Regions from separate parts of the Mus musculus genome. Here region 2 is linked to region 1. Evidence: chromatin loops called from intact Hi-C (ENCODE). Cell type or tissue: left cerebral cortex. All regions are shown on one strand. Each heading gives the region's core, and the rest is flanking DNA. Links, peaks and the distances in the headings are about the cores only.

What was found. Peaks named below come from ENCODE experiments on the same cell type or tissue, not always from the same donor. Only the 100,000 strongest peaks of a DNase experiment are listed, where the experiment ranks them.
Region 2: a loop joins it to region 1, with 2.4 times the contacts of the local background. A loop is called at or near these places in 2 of 42 quality-filtered maps.

Annotation. Positions count from the first base shown.
Region 1 is chr16:90,499,915-90,509,650 of GRCm38, reverse strand. Gm35882 (a long non-coding RNA gene) reads left to right here and starts at 621. Exons shown (of 3, transcript XR_003951976.1): 1 at 621-738; 2 at 3,928-4,128; 3 at 5,260-5,492. Gm41490 (a long non-coding RNA gene) reads right to left here and starts at 576. Exons shown (of 2, transcript XR_876228.2): 1 at 509-576. In left cerebral cortex, for the core only: no CTCF peak of the experiment used is centred there; a DNase peak (open chromatin) is centred at 4,223.
Region 2 is chr16:90,689,093-90,698,828 of GRCm38, reverse strand. No RefSeq gene overlaps it. Among named protein-coding and RNA genes, the nearest start is that of Gm36169, 16 kb to the right of the region's middle. In left cerebral cortex, for the core only: CTCF peaks have their summits at 3,932 (motif pointing left), 5,613 and 5,813; DNase peaks (open chromatin) are centred at 2,358, 3,551, 3,867 and 5,953; H3K27ac peaks cover 2,191 bases.

The DNA of each region.
Region 1 (9,736 bases), core at 975-8,974:
AAATTCCACAAAAGCATTTTGAAAAATGCTGGTAACGAAACGCTAACACAGGCGCTCAGTCTCCCAAGAAGATGCACACAATTTAAATTCCTTTTTCTTCTTTTTGCTTATTTTTAGGTTGTTTTGATGTGAACCCTGTCCCTCAGGAAGGAGATAGCATGCCTCCAAGTCCCTAACACAGATCACGACTGAGCACTCAGGCCTGGCAACTCTACAATAACACAACCACACAGCCAGGGTACTTAGGCTGTTATCTTCAGTCCCTATTTTTTTCAGAAATTCTCAATTTGATGTGTCATCCCCTGCACCATGGCAAGCGTGAAGAATGAGAAGAAAGTGGGTATCATATACTGTGGCGGAACCTTCCCCTAATGAATAAAGATTTCAAGGGACCAATCACTGGGCGAGAAACTAGTATTCAATTTTCGTAATCTATTTTAGTTATAAATCCTCCAGTGGCACATCCCAGCGGATCCGCCACTTAAACCAGGGGCCTCTCGCTACCTACATTACGTCTTCATGCTCTCTCCGGTCCAAAAAATAAGTTTCTTTCTCTTGCCTCCCCTCTTCCTCTCTCGGACCCGGAAGTCCCGCCTACTCACCCAGCGATTGGTTCCTTAAAATCTTTATTCATTAGGGGAAGGTTCTACCACATCATACCCGAATCTTGAATTGTACGATGGTTTGGGTAAGTCCTTCACCGTTGGAGCATTCAAGCTAGTGAAGGAGGCAGAAAAGGTGGGAACTGTGTGGCCTGGATGTGGGTGATGTGGATAATGGGGGTAGTATCGTCTAGACTAATGCTCGGGTTGGGATTCAGGCAAGATGGAATCCCTCATACCCCTCACCTTAAGAGGGAACACAGAAGATGCTGGGCTGGGCTGGGCTGGGGGGTGACATCACTAGTTTGGGTCATAATGAACTGAATGTTGACTTTCCCTGGGATTCGATAAACACTGCTGACACTACCGAGTGTCCGTTCTAGAGATAAGTGTTTGAGAGTCAGAAATCTCCTGCTGAGCCATGTGCTTTGGAGTGAGAGAATATGACAGATTACATCAGGATTTCATAAGCCTTCCACACAGCACTCCTATAACTCGGTGCCTGTGGGCACCCCAACTGTCTCTCTGGTTTGTTTGAAAAAGTCTGTGTTGGAGGTCAGACCATCAGCCTGGCCCCGTGGTCTGCCGCCCTTGGAGAGAGCCTTCCCATCGCCCTGTTTAGCTAGATGTGGGTCTCTCTCCTCCCATATGTAAAGACCTCACAGTTTCTACCAAATGGTTGCCTCTCAACTGTCACCTCCCTGAACATATTAAGACTTTATAATGAAATCTCCTGCCATGCCTAAGGTCTCATGCAAACTCCAAACTCAGGAAGCCTTTTAGCCATATCAACAGTAGAAGGTCCCTTAACCAATAGAATCAGTCGGGTAGTATCCGTGTCCCTCAGGAAGTAACCTTATCTGCAATAGTGTCATTGCAGAACCAATTGAGGGGGATACTGAAGCAAGGTGGGCCCTAAACCCAGTTACTGATATCCTTAGGAAAAGGCTTTGTAAAGACTCAAAGACACATAGATGTCATGAGAAGCTAGGCCATCAGAACAGAATGGACCAAAAAACCCAAGGTTAACGACCAGAAGCAGAAGAGGAGGGAAGAGCCCTGCCCTAGAGGCTCAGAGCACGGCCTTGCTAGTTTCATTCTCCATAGACTTGGAGATGAAGATGTTTTTCTTTTGAACCATAGAGTTTGGGGTAATTTTCTATAACAGACCCAGGAAGTTACGACAGCCAGAAACACATGGGGCTTCTAAGGTGAATGACCCATGAAGCTACAATTTACAGCAATGAGTCCGCATGGCCTCGGTTTGTTCAATGACTACAGACTTCCCTAAGTAGTAACTCCAAGCACCTAAGTATTAACCCTAGTATCCAACTCCAAACCAATCAGAAGGAAGCCACATAAGCTCTTCAAACCAGTCACAAAAGATGCCGTACACCCAGCATCTTAGTTACTGTTACTATTGCTGTAACAAAACCCCACAACCAAAAGAGCCAGTTGGAGAGGAAAGGGCTTATTTGGCTTATAATTCTACATTATAGTCTATCACTGTGGAAACTCAAGCAGGCCAGGAACCTGGCTGGAGGCAGGAGCTGATGCGAAGGCCATGGAAGAGTGATGCTGCTCACTGGCTTGCTCAGCCTGTTTCTCATGGTACCTAGAACCACCAGCCCAGGGATAGCCACACCCACAACGGGCTGGGCCTTCCCCCTATCAATCACTAATCAAGAAAATGCCCTACATCTGGATCTGATGGAGGCACTTTCTCAACTGAGGTTCCCTCCTTTCAAATAACTCTAGCTTGTGTCAAGTTAACACAAAACCAGCTGCCACATCTAGATAGGTCACCTCCAGGTTCCTTGTGCCGAACAGAGAGCACCCAAAGCCTTTCTCTTGCCACCCTCTGCCTGCCTGCCTGTGAATGTGGCAAGCAGGAGTGAGCTCTGGTGTCTGCCTATCTTATTTCAGCAGCTTCAAGTAAGCACCCGGATTCCCTCTGGGTGGGTTTCACTAACCTGCATCTTCTGTTTGTAAATGACTGGTTGGCTACAGAAGAACATGCATGATGAAACACCACACACACACACACACACACACACACACACACACACACACACACACATACACACATACACATACACACACACACAGAGTGGCTTAAACAACAACAAGCTATGGCCTACAGTTCTGGAGACTGAGGTCTTAGACCAAAGTATTGTTGAGTGGATCCTTAGAGGACTTAGCTTCAGGTCGCTGCCTTCACACTGTGTCCTTGAATTCCTGGTGTTACCTCTGAGTGTACACATTTCCTCTTCTTACTAGGACCACAGTGAGGCCCAATGAGGGCTCACCCTATGGACCTCTAAATGCACTCACACCCATCCATGTAAGCACCGTTCATTTACCCTCTATGGTGGTTACACTTACTGCCGACCTGACTAACTTTATATTACCTAGGGAATTGTGGATACACATCTCTAGGTGTGTCCACTTGCGCAATTCTGAAGAGGGTTAACTAAGCAAGCAGGACCTCTCATGAATGGGCATGTACCATCCTCTAGGGTGAGGGCTCAAAAGGATAAATGCGAAGGAAGGTGAAAGGCAGAAGGCAGGTGAGCACGGACATTTCTCTTCTCTCTGCGTGTCCCTCAGCCAGGATGTGAACTTCTCTGTTCTCTTCCATGATGCTCTCTTCGCCATGATAAAAACTGAACCACATTTTTATCAAGTCTTTAAAATTCTCTTCTGGTGATGGATTTAGCTAGAGTGATGAGAAAGGTAACTAATACGTCATCCATCTACCCACAAACCTATCCTTAAGTACATGCTTGGACGCTGCACACAGGTGCAGGAATAAGTAAGGGGTGGTTCCAGGCTCTTTCTAATGCAATGACTGTCATGCAGTATATTCAGGGCTGCATCACAAAACTGAGAGGACTCAGAGGAGGTAGAGCACATCCCACCCACAGACCCTTCTCCTTCAAACCTTTCCCAGAAACCAATCTCCTATCATGCTCACCCTCGTGCCCACTTTCCCTGAAGTACAAAGTTCTGCTAAAGAGCATGGGTAAACTCCTCCAGATGCCATGCTCCCCAAAGCACCCCCCCCAGGGGCCTTTCCATTCTAGAGTCCTCTGGGTTAGCTGTTTGGGAACTGGGCTCAGAGACAGATGCTATTGCCTATGAACCAAGAGTCCTCTGAGGCATCGTTTCTCAATCCTGGCCTTCAAGGGAGGTCCAGTTTGACTTCATCTTTCTGCCATGATTTGCTGATATGTCTCAAAGCAGACAGGATGAGGAGAGCCATACTGCTGAGAACATTTCATTCTGATCTTTTTTTTTTTTTTTTTTTTTTGAATCTGAATAGAGGACAAATTAAAGTTTGCTGAGCAATCAGCTGTGAGTTATAAAAACTATAAAATCTCCAAGAAGCCGGTTTGTGCTCATCCTGAGAATCCGTTTCCTGGCGATGCTTCACACTTCCAAGGATTGGAGCCCAGAGACAGGTCAACTCTAAGGTCGCTGTGATTCTTCAAGAATGGCCAAAATGACAGCGAGAATGGCTCACGTAATTGAAGTGGCCGTGGGTGGGAAGGACACTTGAATTTGGCTATTTGGAACTCTGACTCAGAAGACACAATTTGTATCTCCCTGGCAGGGATACTTATCCAACCGTGGCCCTGTGTCATCTGGTTCTGACTAATGGCCGTGACTAGTTGAGAGGGATCATTCTGATTCACACCATCATAGTCGTAGTTGTCCTCCATTTAGACTTTGAGCAAAGCATCCCCTTTTGATATGCAAACGAGGGCCCAGATTTGGGGGTTCTTTGCAATAGAGAAGAAGGAAATGGCTTGAAATGGGAAGCAGCTGGATGACAGGGGCACGGAACCACTCTTCACAGAGACAGGAATGGAGTCCAGCGTCGGGTACTTGATGGCCTCAGCAGACTGGCGTCACCATGGCTCTACCCAAGCATTGCTGTGCTCATGAAGGGCCCTGCACATTTGCTGTGGGTCGAGGATGGCTGGGATGTGTGTCCCTGAATGATGCATGCATTGAAACTTGATCCCCGTTGTGAGGGTATGAAAATGCAATCCCACTTTGTTTAGAGGTGGGGCCTCTCGGAGCTGATGGAGACACCATGAGGTGATGAGGATGGAGCCCCGCCCTGCCACTGAGTACCAGGGGCTCCATAGGAAAGAGAGACTGGAGGATGGGTGGACACAACTGTCCCACATCTATAAGCAGGTGCCAATCTCGGACCAGTACCCTGAGCTGAGTGAACTCCTTTATTCTGCCTAAGGCACTTAGTTATAATCATGAAAAATAGACTGACACCAAAAGCAAAATAAGAAAGGATGATAAAGTTTGGAAAATTGGGGTCCTAACCTCTGCCTCCCTGTTAGGTTAAATCATTTTCCAAACACTTAACAAGTGAGCTTACATGGATCCTGCTGAGAGCACAGAAAGCCAAATGACCCATGCATCATGAATGGGGAACTCTCTCTGTCTCTGTGTGTGTCTCCCACCCTCTTTCTGTCTCAGTCTCTGTGTGTGTGTCCTTCTCTCCCTCTTTCCCTCCCTCTTCTCTTTCCTCTCTTTCCCTCTTTCTCTGGTCCTCTCCCATGAGGCAACCTCTTAAAACACTTTTTTTTTTTTTTTTTTTTTTTTTTTTTTTTTTGGTGTCTGACTGCAGAAGTCCTGGCTCAGCACAGGTCAGAGCTCCATGACCATGCCTGTGAGACAGAGAATCTGACACCTCACAGTGTCCTTGTGAAGACAACGTCAGGGCACAGCCAACCGCATCCTGAGGGCTGAAGGCAGCCGTGGTCGACTTTTGTATGTCCACCGAATAAAATGGATTTTCTATTTTAGATCCTTGCAAAAGGAAAACAACAATTCAATGGACGTTTTTGTTTGTTAGTTTGTGGTTGTTGTTGTTGTAGTAGTATAAAAACCAAAGAAAAACAAAAACAAAATCTCTAAACTGAAAATATCGCCTGTGTGGTCCTTTGGAGATAAACTTGGCAGATCTCTATTTAAGGGGGTTTTCTTTTTTTTAATTAATTGAACTCGTGAGGAACACATGGAAAAGGTGGAAGTTTTATTCCCAAGCCAGGGAACTTTCTGGAAGTCATTTCATGGTCAGAGAAATGTTGAATGAGTATAGCACATGGGTAAAAATCGTAAGATTTGCAGACTCTATGAACCATTACTCTCTGGCTGTCTCTCCATGTTAGTCTGCAGGTCACCCATTTAAATAAAACATCCTAGACGAGGTGGCTTCTACTGCAGTGTCTATTGGCCCACCTTTCTGCCAGAATGAGGTGGTTTCAGGCCAGCCTCCTAGCTATTGCTGCAGCCGCTGCTCTCTCCCCTGTCCTCGAATGATCTTTGCTGTCTGGTGTCCCTGCTGCGATTAGATCAGGTCTCACCCCAGTGGCCTCATTTGAATTTGTCTCTCAAGGTGTCACATTCTGAAGTAATAAGGATTAGGGCTTCAACATATGAATTTTAAGAACACAAATCACCTTAATGTGCTCTTGGCAAATGAGATTAGAATTTACCAGTGTGGTTCCTTACCGATATTGCCTTTGGTAGATGGCTTGCCTCATAAGCGTGAAGACCCGAGTTCAGTCCCCCTGTCCCATGCTGAAAACAGCAACAAAACAAACCACAAACAAAGCTGGGTGTGGTGGGTGCAGTCCCAGTGCTGGGGATGCACAGACCGGAAGGTCCCGAGGCTCGTAAAAAACAGCCAGCCCAGCTACGAGGAAAAGTCCCAGGTCAGTGAGCAATCCCGTCTCAACGTTCCAAGTAGATAGCAACTGAAGAGCGACAGCCACGGTTGCCCTGTGGTCTCCATGCACACACACATGTGCACCCAAATCCCTCACTTACTAAGAGCTACCATGGTTGTATAACTGTGGAGTGAGGCTTGTCTGATTTTAGTGATGGTTATTGATAGAGCCTCGCTCTGTAGCCCAGGCTGGCCTTACACTTGCAATCCTCTCTGCTTTAATACCCCACCTCCACCCCACCCCGCAGTGCTAGGATTACAGGCATAAACTACCAAACTCAGCGCTAGGAACTATGAGGTGGCTGTTTCTTCCAGATTGGACACAACTGCTGCCATCTTGAAGTGGGTCAACACTGATGATCTGCCCAAGATTCTTAAGATCAGGCCTGCCCACATCCCTCCTAGGAGAGGAGAGGATCTTGAGACTCCCAAGGCCTTTACAGTCCTCGTGAGGCCCCTCTCCAAGGCCCCAGTCATCACACTATGGGGGTTGGGGGGTTGTGAACAGCTGGGTAGGAATTCCTGATGGGACAGCTGTCCCTAAGTTACTTAGTGGGCTTTCTGCTGCTTTGAGTCATTTTTGCTTCTGTTAATAACCCCAATAAGTTTGTTACCTAGGCTAGAGCCGGCAGTGGTGACCAGGTTGGCCTTGAATTCAGAGATCCTCCAGGGTGCTGGGATTAAAGGTGTGAGCAACCACATCTGACCAGAAACTGTTCTTGGGTCTGGCTGGGGTGAGTAAATGTGGCTTTGGTGGTTTGTTTTACATTTCCCAGGAAATGCAAAGCAACAGCGCCCTTCAAACGGTGCCTCTCTGCACCTTGTCTATGGCAGAGACACTCATTGCAACCCAGAGAGCCAAATTGTGCATTTTCCAGCCTAGTGCTCAGAGGCAAGGCCCAAAGCGCAGTTCAAGACTTACGATTCGCCCCTTGAAGAGAACTAACCAGCGGGTGGGAACTCTCTTGCTCTCCCTTCCTGTAGGTGTGCAAGAACTGTGGTTGAACACCCCCCCCAACACACACACGAGACAGAGACACAGTGACAGAGAGAGACAGAGAAAAAGAATTTCATATGATGTATATTTTGATATTTTCCCTCTCTAGATTGATCTCCACTTCCCCACCTGCTCAATTTCCTAGCCTTTTTTTTTTTTTAATATATTCTTTTTAAGTAACCCATCGAGTCCAGTTTGTATTGTCCATGTATTTCTGGGTATGGGGCCATCCATTGGAGTGTGGTTGACCTACTAGGAGCCGTACCCTTAAAGAAAACTGACTCTCCCTCCCCAAGAATCTACCAGTTGTCTACAGTTCCTCGGGATGGGATGGGGGTAGGCCCCTCCCACTCCATGCTGGCTTGACTGGCTTGGTCCCATGCAGGCTACCACAGCTGCCACAGCTCATGAGCGCAGAGATCTAGTCATGTTGAGAAGACAAGGCTTTCTGCCCCTTGTCTCCAACCTCTGGCTTTTACAATAATTCACTCATCTTCTCTGATGGTATTTAAGTGACTTTCATTAAAATTTGTGTAGAAAACAAATCTTTAGTGAGAAAAACATTAGGATCTGGGGTGTATGTTACGCAAGTGGAGCCCAAAGGATCCCACACACGGGCTGCTCATGGGAGAACACCAGTGAACCTCTCTACCCAGTTCTGGGTGAAAACTGTTCCTAGTACAAGACTCTACCTGCCCCTTTGTCAGCTGTCTGTGGGGTGACATCTAGGAAAACTGGGTTTTGCTATTGTACAATGTGTAAAAGTGAGTTAAGAGTTAAGGCCTTCACTTTCATCATAGGCCATCTTCTCTGTAGGAACTGCCAGTAGCCTGGCCTGGAAGCCAGCGCCATCTCTTTCTTCGCCTGTAAATCTGTTTCCAGGTGATTTCTCTGTCATGTGCCATCTTTCATGATAAGCTGCTTGACTCCAGTTGGTCCCATGGTTCTCTTTGTAGCTCACTGGCCTATGACCCCAGAGAGGATTCCCCCAGATATCTCATTGCAGGATCGAGCACCAACTCAGATGAGGTGTCTGTGGAAGGTGAGTTGGCAGGGCGGAGCCTCATGCCCCACCACCCTCCCCCACTGTTGCTGCATGCCTACGGACATCCCAGGACAGGGTGCCCTGAAAACACACCCACAGCAAAGACACACAAACATGTACCTCATTTGTCTGCGAAGCCTATGTCTGAGGAGCTCCCCTGAGCCAACAACTGCCACAGATAATACACTCATTCACCATGCAGGAAACACACTCCTTCCATTGAAAAGTGACGACATTACATTGAACTAGCTCCCAGCCCTGCTCTGAATTATTCTCAGGGTGTCTGTGGCACAGAGACTCGTACACAGAAAACAAACGCAGTAACCAAGAGGCTTCCCAGACCCTGCTGTAAAAAACAAAACAAAACCCAGCCAGTCTTGCCTTGCATTCTTTCCAAATCTGTCTCGCTCTGTGATGTGCCTCTGTGTAAATGTTCTATGGGTTTAGTCTCACAAACCCCAGTAGGTAATGAGGGATGCCTATTTATGTCAGATTTACTGAAGAAAACCAGAAAGTGCAAAAAAAAAAAAAAAAAATTGAAGCAGTCTATGGAGCTTCCGTAAGCAGAGGAGGGTAGCAGAGAGGACTGCACTTAGCAATCTGCAGCGGCTGGAGACGCCATTTTGAGGATGATTCAAGGATGAGAGAGCCTTGGAAGTGCCTGCTGCAGTGACAGCTCCATTGGCCCTCAACTTTCCTCTAAGCCCAAAGCAGCCAGCTCACCCAGGGATTCTGGGTATCCTCTTGGGTAGCTGAGTACGGTGGTGTCTGTCCTATCATGAAGAAGGTTGAGTCAGGAGGATTGTGACTTTGAGGTCAGCCTAGGCTACATAGTAAGACCTTATCTAAACAACAAAGCAAAACACAGACTGAGAGAGTAGGGTATGCTGGCGGTACATACATGTGTTCTCTCAGCACTCAGAAGGCTGAGGCAGGAGGATTATGACTTCATTGTAAGCCTGGAGTACAGGAGACCTTGAAGAAGAAAAGAAGAGGAAGAGGGAGGGGGAGGGGAGGGAAAGGGGGAGGGGTGGGAGGGAAAGGGGGAAGAGGAGGAGGAAGAGGAAGAGGTTGGATCACAGAGTCTCAGGTTCCTTCCTGCTCTGAAATCTTGTGATTCTTCAAATAAAACATCACATTACAAACTGCTCCTGCATCTCTAACTGCACTTTGAGTCTGAATAGTGGGAACAGGGGCCCTGCCGTGCAACCTGCTGAGCCTGGAGTCCCTATGGAAAAGGGACACAAGTTGTTAAGGACGGTGGCGTGGCGGCACCTATAGAAAAACATTGTGAGCAGGTGACTGGTGTCACACCCAGAAAATCCAAACGG
Region 2 (9,736 bases), core at 792-8,791, 190 kb before region 1:
ATACTAAGGTTCCAGATAGCCACCAAGGCCAAGTAAGGTGTGGCAGTGTCAGATTCCCTGAAGGAACCCCTGCCACCCGGGGCTGTTGTGTTAAGCCATGAAGGTAATGTAAGTTACAGTGGAGACCTCAAGATGTTGGAGTCAGGGAATTCCGCCCAAGGACAGCTACAGGCAGAGTGGAGGCAGCCCAGGACAGAGGCAACACGTGCTGTAGATGGCAGAGCTGGAGGAGTGCAGCTGCCCAAGACCCCCGGAGCTCAGATGATTTCGCCACAGACCTCAGATGCTTGACCTGGGGCTGCGAGCTCTGGTGTTTGCCTTGCTCAGTTTGGTCTTGCTATGGCCTGATCATTCCATGCTGTGCCCACATGGAATGAGAATGTTTGCCCTGTGCCTTTCCACACTTGGGAATACATTGGTCTCCCAGTGTCTCATTTTGAAGGGTTTGCCTCAAGTCTCCTCAGAAGAGCTTTTGGCCTTTTCAGCAATGTTGAGACTGTTATCCACTGTGGGGACTTTTTAAGTTGGGTTGAATGCGATTCGTATTGAGATGACCATGGGCCACGGAGCCAGGGGTCGGGGGTTGTGTTTTGAATGTGTCTCATGTATTTGCACACTTGATCTCTGTGTGGCCTTGCTTTAGAAGGCTGTGGAATCTTTAGGGGGTGGAATCTCACTGGAGAGGGTAAGTGAGCGGGGGCAGACCTTGAAGTTTCAGAACCCAGCACACTTCTAGGCTGCTCTCTGTTTCTGGTCCTCCTGATATATGAGGAGAAGATGAGGCCCAGTGGCAGTCCTGCCTCCAGGGAGCCTCCTGCCAGCATACTTTTCATTCCATGACAGACTGTATGTTCTCGAACTTAGTAATTCTTCCTCCTTGGAGTTGCTTCTTTTTAATTAGTTATTGTGTGCACATGATGTCTGTATGTAGATCTGTATCATGTCATGGTGTATATATGGAGGTCAGGGCAACTCCGTGGGATACGTTTGCTTTTTTCACCTTCGTGTGCGTCTTGAGGATCAAACTCAGGTGGCTGGGCTTAATGGCAAACATCTTTACCTGCTGAGCCGTCTTTCTGGCTCTGTCCTTCCTTCCTTCCTTCCTTCCTTCCTTCCTTCCTTCCTTCCTTCCTTCCTCCCTTCCTCCCTTCCTCCCTTCCTCCCTTCCTTCTTTCCTTCCTCCTTCTTTCCTTCTTCCTTCCTTTCTTCTTCCTTCCTTTCTTCTTTTTTCTCCTCCTTTCTTCTTCCTTCCTTCCTTCTTTCCTTCCTCCCTCCTTTCCTTCTTCCTTTCTTTCTTCTTCCTTCCTTTCTTCTTCCTTCCTTCCTTCTTTCTTTCCTCCCTCCCTTCCTCCCTCCCTCCCTCCCTCCCTTCCTTCCTTCCTTCCTTCCTTCCTTTCCTTCTTCCTCCTTCATTCCTTCTTCCTCCTCTTCCTTCCTTCCTTCCTCCTCCTTCCTTCCCTCTTCCTCTTCCTTCCTTCCTTCCTTCCTTCCTTCCTTCCTTCCTTCCTTCCTTCCTTTCTATTTCATTTTTTTATTAATGTGTATTTTGTTTGCATGCACTTCTACCATATTTGCCTAGCACCCACAGAAGCCAGAAGGGGGCATCCAATCCCCTAGAACAGGAGTTACAGATGGGTGTGAGTTACCTTTAGGTGCTGAGAATTGAACCTGGGTCCTCCAGAAGAGCATCCGGTGCTCCTCACCTCTGCACTCATCTCTCCAGCTCCCTGAGTTGTCCTTTTTTGGTCACAGCAATAAGGAAACTGAAAAATCCAGTCAGCTTTTCTCTTCCTTTCCAGCTTACCCATCATCCCTTCAGCTTTTCACAGAGTGGAGACTGTTGATGTCGGTGAGGTCCAAACCAACTGTCTGGTTTATCTTTGGTGTTTTGCCTAAGAACTCTTTACCTGAGCCATGCTCACAGATATTTTCTTCCCTGCTTTCTCTAAGTATGTCGAGAGTTTCCTGTTCTTGAGTTAATGATCGACCTGCATCAGGTGTGAGGTTTGGGGTAGGTGAACTATTCCTGTTGTGGCTGCTGGTGGTGGCCCAGCTGCTCCAACACCATTCTTGGGTGGGCTGGCCCTCGCTCATCTGCTCTCACTCCTGGCTCCTGTGGGAGTCTGTGTCTAGGTCCCCGGTTTCATTCTGGCTTTGCCATGGAGAGGTAGATGCAGCAGAGTATAGTTGAGTCACGTCTTAGGACTCAGCTGGTAGCAGGCACTCAGTCTTCCACCTCTGGGTCTTTGCTGCCCATGTGCATCACAGCACCACAGCGCAGCAGCTTCAGGAGGCCGAGGACTCGGTGTTTCTTCTTCTATGTGGGCCACATGGCCCTCTGCCTAGCAGGGACCCAAGATTTGTTGCCTAAAATGAATAAGGGTTCACTGGCTGCATGCAGCCTGCATTCTAAAGGAGTCACAAGAGAAAGTTCTTTGCTCCCATGGCGACTATTTCACAAATGAGGGGCCGAGACGTTTTTCTATGCTGCGCTGGTGGGGAGTTTTTTTTTTCCCCTCTCTTTTCTTTTTTGTATGGCACAGTTCTAGAGAAAACAGATAGTCCTGGGCTGCATTTCCTCCCCCTCCATCAAAATGAACTAATTATGTTAAGTCCTATGGGGAAAATAATATATTTTTGTACCTAAATTTACCTATTCTATTCTATTTAAAATGCTGTGAAAGGCAGAGTAGGCACTGCTTCCACAGCCAGGCATCTCTGAGGCATTCTGTGGGATGGGGGTGGCCGGGTTCTGGCCTTTGTTAGGAAACGGTCCCTATGAGGTCGCCCTTGCAGCTGTGATGCGTGTTCCTGCTAAAGAATTGATAAGAAACCATCCCTGACCTTCTGTGGGTCATGAAAGCAGCAAAATAAGGTGGGTTTGGAGAGAGAGAGAAAAAGAGACAGAGACAGAGGGAAGACAGAGAGACACAGAAACAGAGAGACACAGAAACAGACAGAGATACAGACAGAGAAAGACACAGACACACACACAGAAACAGAGACAGATAGGGACACAGACACATACATTAGAGACACACACACACAGAGATACAAACACACACAGACACAGAGAAAGAGAGACAGAGAGACATAAACACAGAAAGAAACACAAAAAGAGACACATAGAGAGACAGAGATATACAGAGAGAGACAGAGACATATCGATAGGGACACAGACACACAATGAGAGACACAGAGAGAGAGATACAAACTCACACACAGAGACACACAAACAAAAAGAGAGAGACAGAGAAAGACAGAAACAGAGAGAAGGGGAAGGAGGGAGGGGGAGTGATTTTGAATCCAGGAATCTATGCATGTTAGACTTGCCCTTTACCGCTGAGGCACCTCCCATCCCACAGTTAACTTTTGCTTCTGATAGTACTGAGCTGCTGGAGTTGACATGTGTACGTCTCATCTCCTCCCCATCAAGGGGAGGAGGGGCACCAGGAAGCCATCCGGAGAACTCCCAGTTCCTTCTCAGATGTTCAGTTTCTCACGTCTCTGCTTCCGACAGTCTGGTGCAGTAGACAGTCGACAAGATTGGAAAAGCTGGCCCCGAGTCTAAATTCTCAGAAACCCCATGTTCTTTCCTTTTAAAGTCAGGGGAACGTGGTGGTGTGTTGCTCAATGACATAAACATGTTCAGCAAAATGCTGAATTAGGCGATTCCACCACTGGGTGAACATCAGAGTGCTTGCACGAAGATATTACCACTTTACATGGTGAGGTGGGGCAGCGAGCCACCCCCACCCATCAGCTCGTCACCAACGTTGATATGATGGGTGCTAACCTCACTCGGAATATAGCACACAGTCTAGCCCACTATCTTCAGAAGACTGAATCATAGAGAGCGATGATTTTTAAGTTGCCACTTGGTGCCCATCTGTGGTAACTGGCTCTCTTATCCTTTCTCACTACCGCCACCTACAGGGCATCGTGCAACTCAGCTTGACCTTTGACCGTAGACTTGGTATATGGATGGGGCTGGCCCTGAATGTCTGATTACTGTGTCTGGCCTCTGCCCCTTTCTTGAGTATTTCTGTCAACCAGGTAGATGCTCTCTTTCTCGAGGAAGGTGGGACTCCACTGAAACCTTACCTGCAGTTTAAATGTATTTCCTTTGTGTGGTGAAGAATTTGACATTTTACTTTCAAGACAATCATACCAAACTATTTACCTAAACCCAAACCCAATTATCTCTATGCTTAATCTTCAGAGCCACAAAACTGCGTATAAAAACAGTGAACAGATAAATGCTGTGTGCAGGAACTTTGAGAACAACAGTGTTGGGTCATGAAGCTCTGGCTAGACGTGTATCTAACGGTGGACTATTCAAAAGTCAAATACAGCTGCAGTGTTTAAGTGTGGCTTCAAGGGATTATTGCATAAGGAACAGGACTACATTTTTAGCAACATGACAGGCCTCCATTTAAAAAATAAAAAGAAAGAAAAGTCTAAATATTTAATGGGCATATGTCAAGCTTCCCAGAAGAGCCATGCAAAGCTTCGGCGTCCGGTGTTTATTTTAAATAGGTTTTATGTAGCTCAAGGTGGCCTGGAACTTGCTGTATAGTCAACAATGGCATTGAACCCCTGATTTTCCTGCCTCTATCTCCTAAGTGCTGGGCTTACAAGGATGTCCCACTATGCCTAGTTAGTACAGTACTGGGCACCGTACTGAATTACTAGGCAAGCACTGTGCCAAGCGAGCTACATCCGGAACTGAACCATGACTAAGAGTTCGAAATTCTGGGTATTACAGCAGCTTCGAGAAGAACTTGAACAATAAATAAATCCAAGGAAGACGGGTGTAAATATACTTTGTTGTGGCAGTTCACTGAAAAGTGATAATGCACATTGTCTTGACTACACAATTAAAAAAGAAACCTAATAACGAATGGCATTTCCAAGCATCTCGGATGGTACTTCGTCCTATCTACTTGCATATGGAGTGTGTACAGACCACTTACAGACAGGATTGGGTTCCTGGAGCAAAGAGGACAGAAGCAAACATTTACTGTACACTCAAGTCTTACTTAACCCTCACAAGTACCCATATGCCCTTGCGGTCATCATGTTACAGGTGGTGAAACCATCTCTTTCTATTCTTTGGCTTTGCCCAAGGTCCCTGTCTTAATCCTTTTGGGCTGCTATTAAGACACACCACCATAGGCTGGGGGGCTTATAAACAACAGCAAAAATTGTTTCTCTCTGCTCTAGAGGCTGGAAGTGCAATATCCAAATGGTGGAAGATTCAGTATCTGGTGTGCGCCCACTTCCTGATTCATGGAAGACGTTGCCTTACTGTGGCCGCCATGATGGCAGGTCAAACTGTAGTCTTCCAGGCTCTCACAAGGACACAGAGCCTTCGGAGGGCTCTATTTTTCAGCACAATCACCTCCCAAAGGGCAGATCTCTTAGTGCCGTCACGCTGCGGACCAGGTGTCACCCGATGGATTTTGGGGGACAATTTAATTCCCATGTAGGCACAGTACTGGCTCATTTCTCTCCACATCTCGCCATGGTGGCATAGACATCTCTGCGTGCTTCCCACAGACCGGGGCCTCTTTTTTTCTCACAGGTCCCCAAACAGCTGGACCACAGCTCTGGCACCGTTACAGACGTTCATTTCCCCAGCTGCGGCTTCCTTTCTTTGCGCATTGTCAAAAAGAAGCCCAAGTCCGTGGCTCGGGAGGCACAGTGGGACTAACCCGAGAGTCCCTTTCAGTCAGCTCACACTGTAGTTCTCTTTGAAAGCACTGAATATTTTCTCCTCAGGAAAGTGCCCTCAGCATGTCACTGCTGTGCCCGGCCCGCAGAGCTTCCCTTCCACAGAGGGCTCTCTGGAGCTCCTGCCTTCTTCCTCTTCTAATAGCAGCAGCAACAAATGCCAACCCCGAGGGCAGACTCCAGCTGGGCTGTGTCCCAGCCTGTATTCTTTCTCTGTGTGGCTCTTTTGGGGCCAGAATATTTTAAAAGCCTCTGGTGACTCAGTCAAAGATCTCATTTCTATTTCAAGGTGGCTCCCACATGCCAGGCAGTGCCAGCCCTGTCCTGGGAGCCTTTCACAGTGAGAGTCTTATGAATAACCCACAGGACAGCTTTAAAAGGTCTTAGCGATGGGATTCTACTTTCTAATTTGACTTTTTTTTTGTTGTGTTTTAACATGCAGAGATTTTGTTTTGATTTTTAATTGTGAGTGTTTATGTGGGGGTGTGTATGTGTGAATGAGGGGTACCCCTGGAAGACTGACAAGGGTGCCAGATGCCCCTGGAGATGAAGTTATGAGCAGACATGAGTCTTCGGACATGATGCTGTGAACCAGACAATGATCCGTTGCAAGAGAAGTACAGGGTTTGAACTGTCAAGCTATCTTTCCAACCCTTGTTTTTGAGATGGTGTTTTGGGCAGACTATCCTGAATCCAGGAGGTTTAGGCCATGCTCCTGCCTCAGCCTGCTAAGTACTTGGTACTGTGGGTGCCTACCACAACCCTGGGTTCTTCAGTGTTCTGTCCATGGCTGAGAATGATTACAGTCTGTCTGTCTGTCTGTCCGTCTCTTTCTCATGGAATGCTCTATGGATTTTTGCAGCATCTTTGCATAGAGGACAGGCTATTTTCTGGATGGTTCCAAGTTTTAGTCTATGTGCTACCAAAGTTAACACAAAGATTTACTCAGTCCTATTGTATGAGTTTTACTGTATGAGTATTAGTTTTGCCTACACATACGTATGTGCAACACATTTGTGCCCGGTTCCCACAGAGGAAAGAAGACGACATTAGATCCCCTGGTGCTGGAGGTACAGGTGGCTGTGGGCCACTACGTGGGTAATCGGAGCAGAGTCTGGATATTCCACAACCATTCCTAACCGTCGATCCATCTCTCCAGCCCCGGCTTTTATATTTTTATCTAACCTTATTGGGGTGAGCCAGCCTCTGAAGGATTTAAGGTAACCTTATTTATGTAGCCTCTGAAGAATTTTTTTTTAGGCCAACTGGAAAGCTGTCTCTGGGAATCAAACATTGCATAAATGATTTCAACTTAATCTCAAGTAAAATATCCTTCTCCCTGTTCTTGGCTCCCCCCTTTTCATGAGAAAAGATAAAAAGTAAAAAGCCAATAACACTTAATACTTGGTTCCCGGAAGGAACTCCTCTGGGTGTGCCTGCAAGCAGCTGTTACACTATCATCCAAGGACTCCATCTGTGCCCCAAGAAGAAATTGAAGATAGGGACTCTTCACAATGGAAGATACGGCTCTGCCACACACTGCTGCGCTGTTATTAACCAACAGTCTGGGAAAGGGGGAAGCATGGTGTCCAATGTGCACCAGGCTCTGCTGGCTAGTTGCAAACTCAGGACCACACTGACCACCATACTAAACTCTGTGAGACATGAAACCAGAACCAGTGACTAGGAGAAAGAGATTTATAGGGAGGAGTGTGTGTGTGTGTGTGTGTGTGTGTGTGGCACTGATGGGGCTAGAGGGGAGCTGAAGAGGTAAGAGGTACTGAGTGAACGTGTATGAAAGCGTGAAAGAACAAAATTCACTGACAAAAAAAAGAATTATTCATAACATCATTGCACTATGTAAATGTTAATTTTGCTAAGCCTTACTTTCAGGTTTTCTCCTTTCTTTTTTTGGTAAAATGTTGTCTTCTCACATGAAGACGGTAGTTAGGGCAGTGGCAGCCTTTCTGTAGCTGTGAGAAAAAGATCATAAAGATTGAAGTGCAGGGCTGGTGAGATGGCTCAGTGGGTAAGAGCACCCGACTGTTCTTCCGAAGGTCCAGAGTTCAAATCCCAGCAACCACATGGTGGCTCACAACCATCTGTAACAAGATCTGACTCCCTCTTCTGGTGTGTCTGAAGACAGCTACAGTATACTTACATATAATAAATAAATAAATCTTTAAAAAAAAAAAAAGATTGAAGTGCATGAATGTGAAAGGCAGTAGTGTCCCCAGGGACTCCTTGAAGCCACTGGACAACCACTTAAGGAATCGATGTGGCTGTTTTCCTCTCATTCACAAAGTCTTCCCACTGTCCATCTAATCGGAAGTCGGATATTGTCAGTAATATCATTAACATTATGGGATAATGATCAGGAGCATCTTGGGTGGTTTTTTTGTTTTTTTGGTTGTTTGTTTGGTTCTCCATTTGTGAAAAACTAAAGTTAGAAAACGCACTAATGCACACACTTTAGTGCCCTGAAATGCCTTTCTTATATACAACTCCATCAGACAAGCTGCTTGAAGTAACAGCAGCTTCTGTGCGTCTGTGTGGCCAACTTTGAAGGAAAACCGTGGGAAGCATTCTCCAAGTGAGGTTGAAATGATTTTCATTATGTTAAGTTATTAACGGAATGGGCTCACTGCAAACATTCAGTAAACACCAACGACTTAGTTACGGTTCTATTGCTGTGAAGAGACGCCATAACCGAAGCGACTCTTAGAAAATAGAGCATTTAATTGGGGCTTGCTTGCAGTTTGAGAGGGTGAGTCTATTATCATGGCGGGAAGCGGATCAGCAAGGCACTGAGCAGTAGGAGAGAGAGAGAGAGAGATGAGAGAGACAGAGAGAGAGAGAGAGAGAGAGAGAGAGAGAGAGAGAGAGAGAGAGAGAACACTTTACATCCTGATCCACAGGCTGCAAGGCAGAGGGCGGTGCGTGTGTGCGTGTGTGCGTGCGTGTGCGTGTGCGTGTACGTGTGTGTGTGTGTGTGTGTGTGTGTGTGTGTGTGTGTGTGTTGTGGGGGTGGGCAGAGACTAGGTCCCTTGTGGACTTTTGAAACTTCAAAGCCCACCCCCAACAACACACCTCCTCCAACAAGGACACACCTCCTCCAACAAGGACACACCTCCTCCAACAAGGACACACCTCCTACAACAAGGACACACCTCCTACAACAAGGACACACCTCCTACAACAAGGACACACCTCCTACAACAAGGACACACCTCCTACAACAAGGACACACCTCCTACAACAAGGACACACCTCCTACAACAAGGACACACCTCCCAATCCTTCCAAACAACTCAGTTGGAGACAAAGCATGCAAGCGTATATGCCTATGGAGGGCATTCTCTCTCAAACTGAGGCAGACAGCCCCTAGTACTAGTGTGCTTATGATAAAGGGATGCACAGTTTGAATAAAGATTCTACCATCAGGCTGCTGGCAGAAGACGTATTACTGTTGCTGGCAGGCTAGGCTTGAGTAGGCTATGGGCACACCAATAACCAGGCCAAAACAACACAACCTATCCATCATTCTTGCCGATGCCCATCCGGGTCAGTGTAGCTCTGTACATAGCTCATCTGTAGCTCTGAGATTGATAGAGCCTGTCTGCCATCTTACGGGATCCCTCTCTGGTTTCTTGATCAGGGAAGAGACTATGAGCCATGTGCCTGCTTTTATAGACTCTGCCTGAAAGTGACCTGCATCATTCCTGCTGTGATTTCATTGGTCCAAGCAAGTCGATGGCAAGGAAGGGGACATCATAAGAGGGAAGTAGGATGTGGAGATCTCCATGGAGACGCTATTTTTCACCATCATTTGCTGCATATTGCTGAGATAGGAAGCAGTACAATCTGCCTCCCACTAGCTGGTCCCCTATAGCCACCATTTTCTTCCTTCATAGCAGTAACATGTTCAATTTGTGGACAGACTGTAGCTTCCAGATAAAACCCCTGTTCCTCATCGTTCCTTGCAAGGATGTATGGCAAC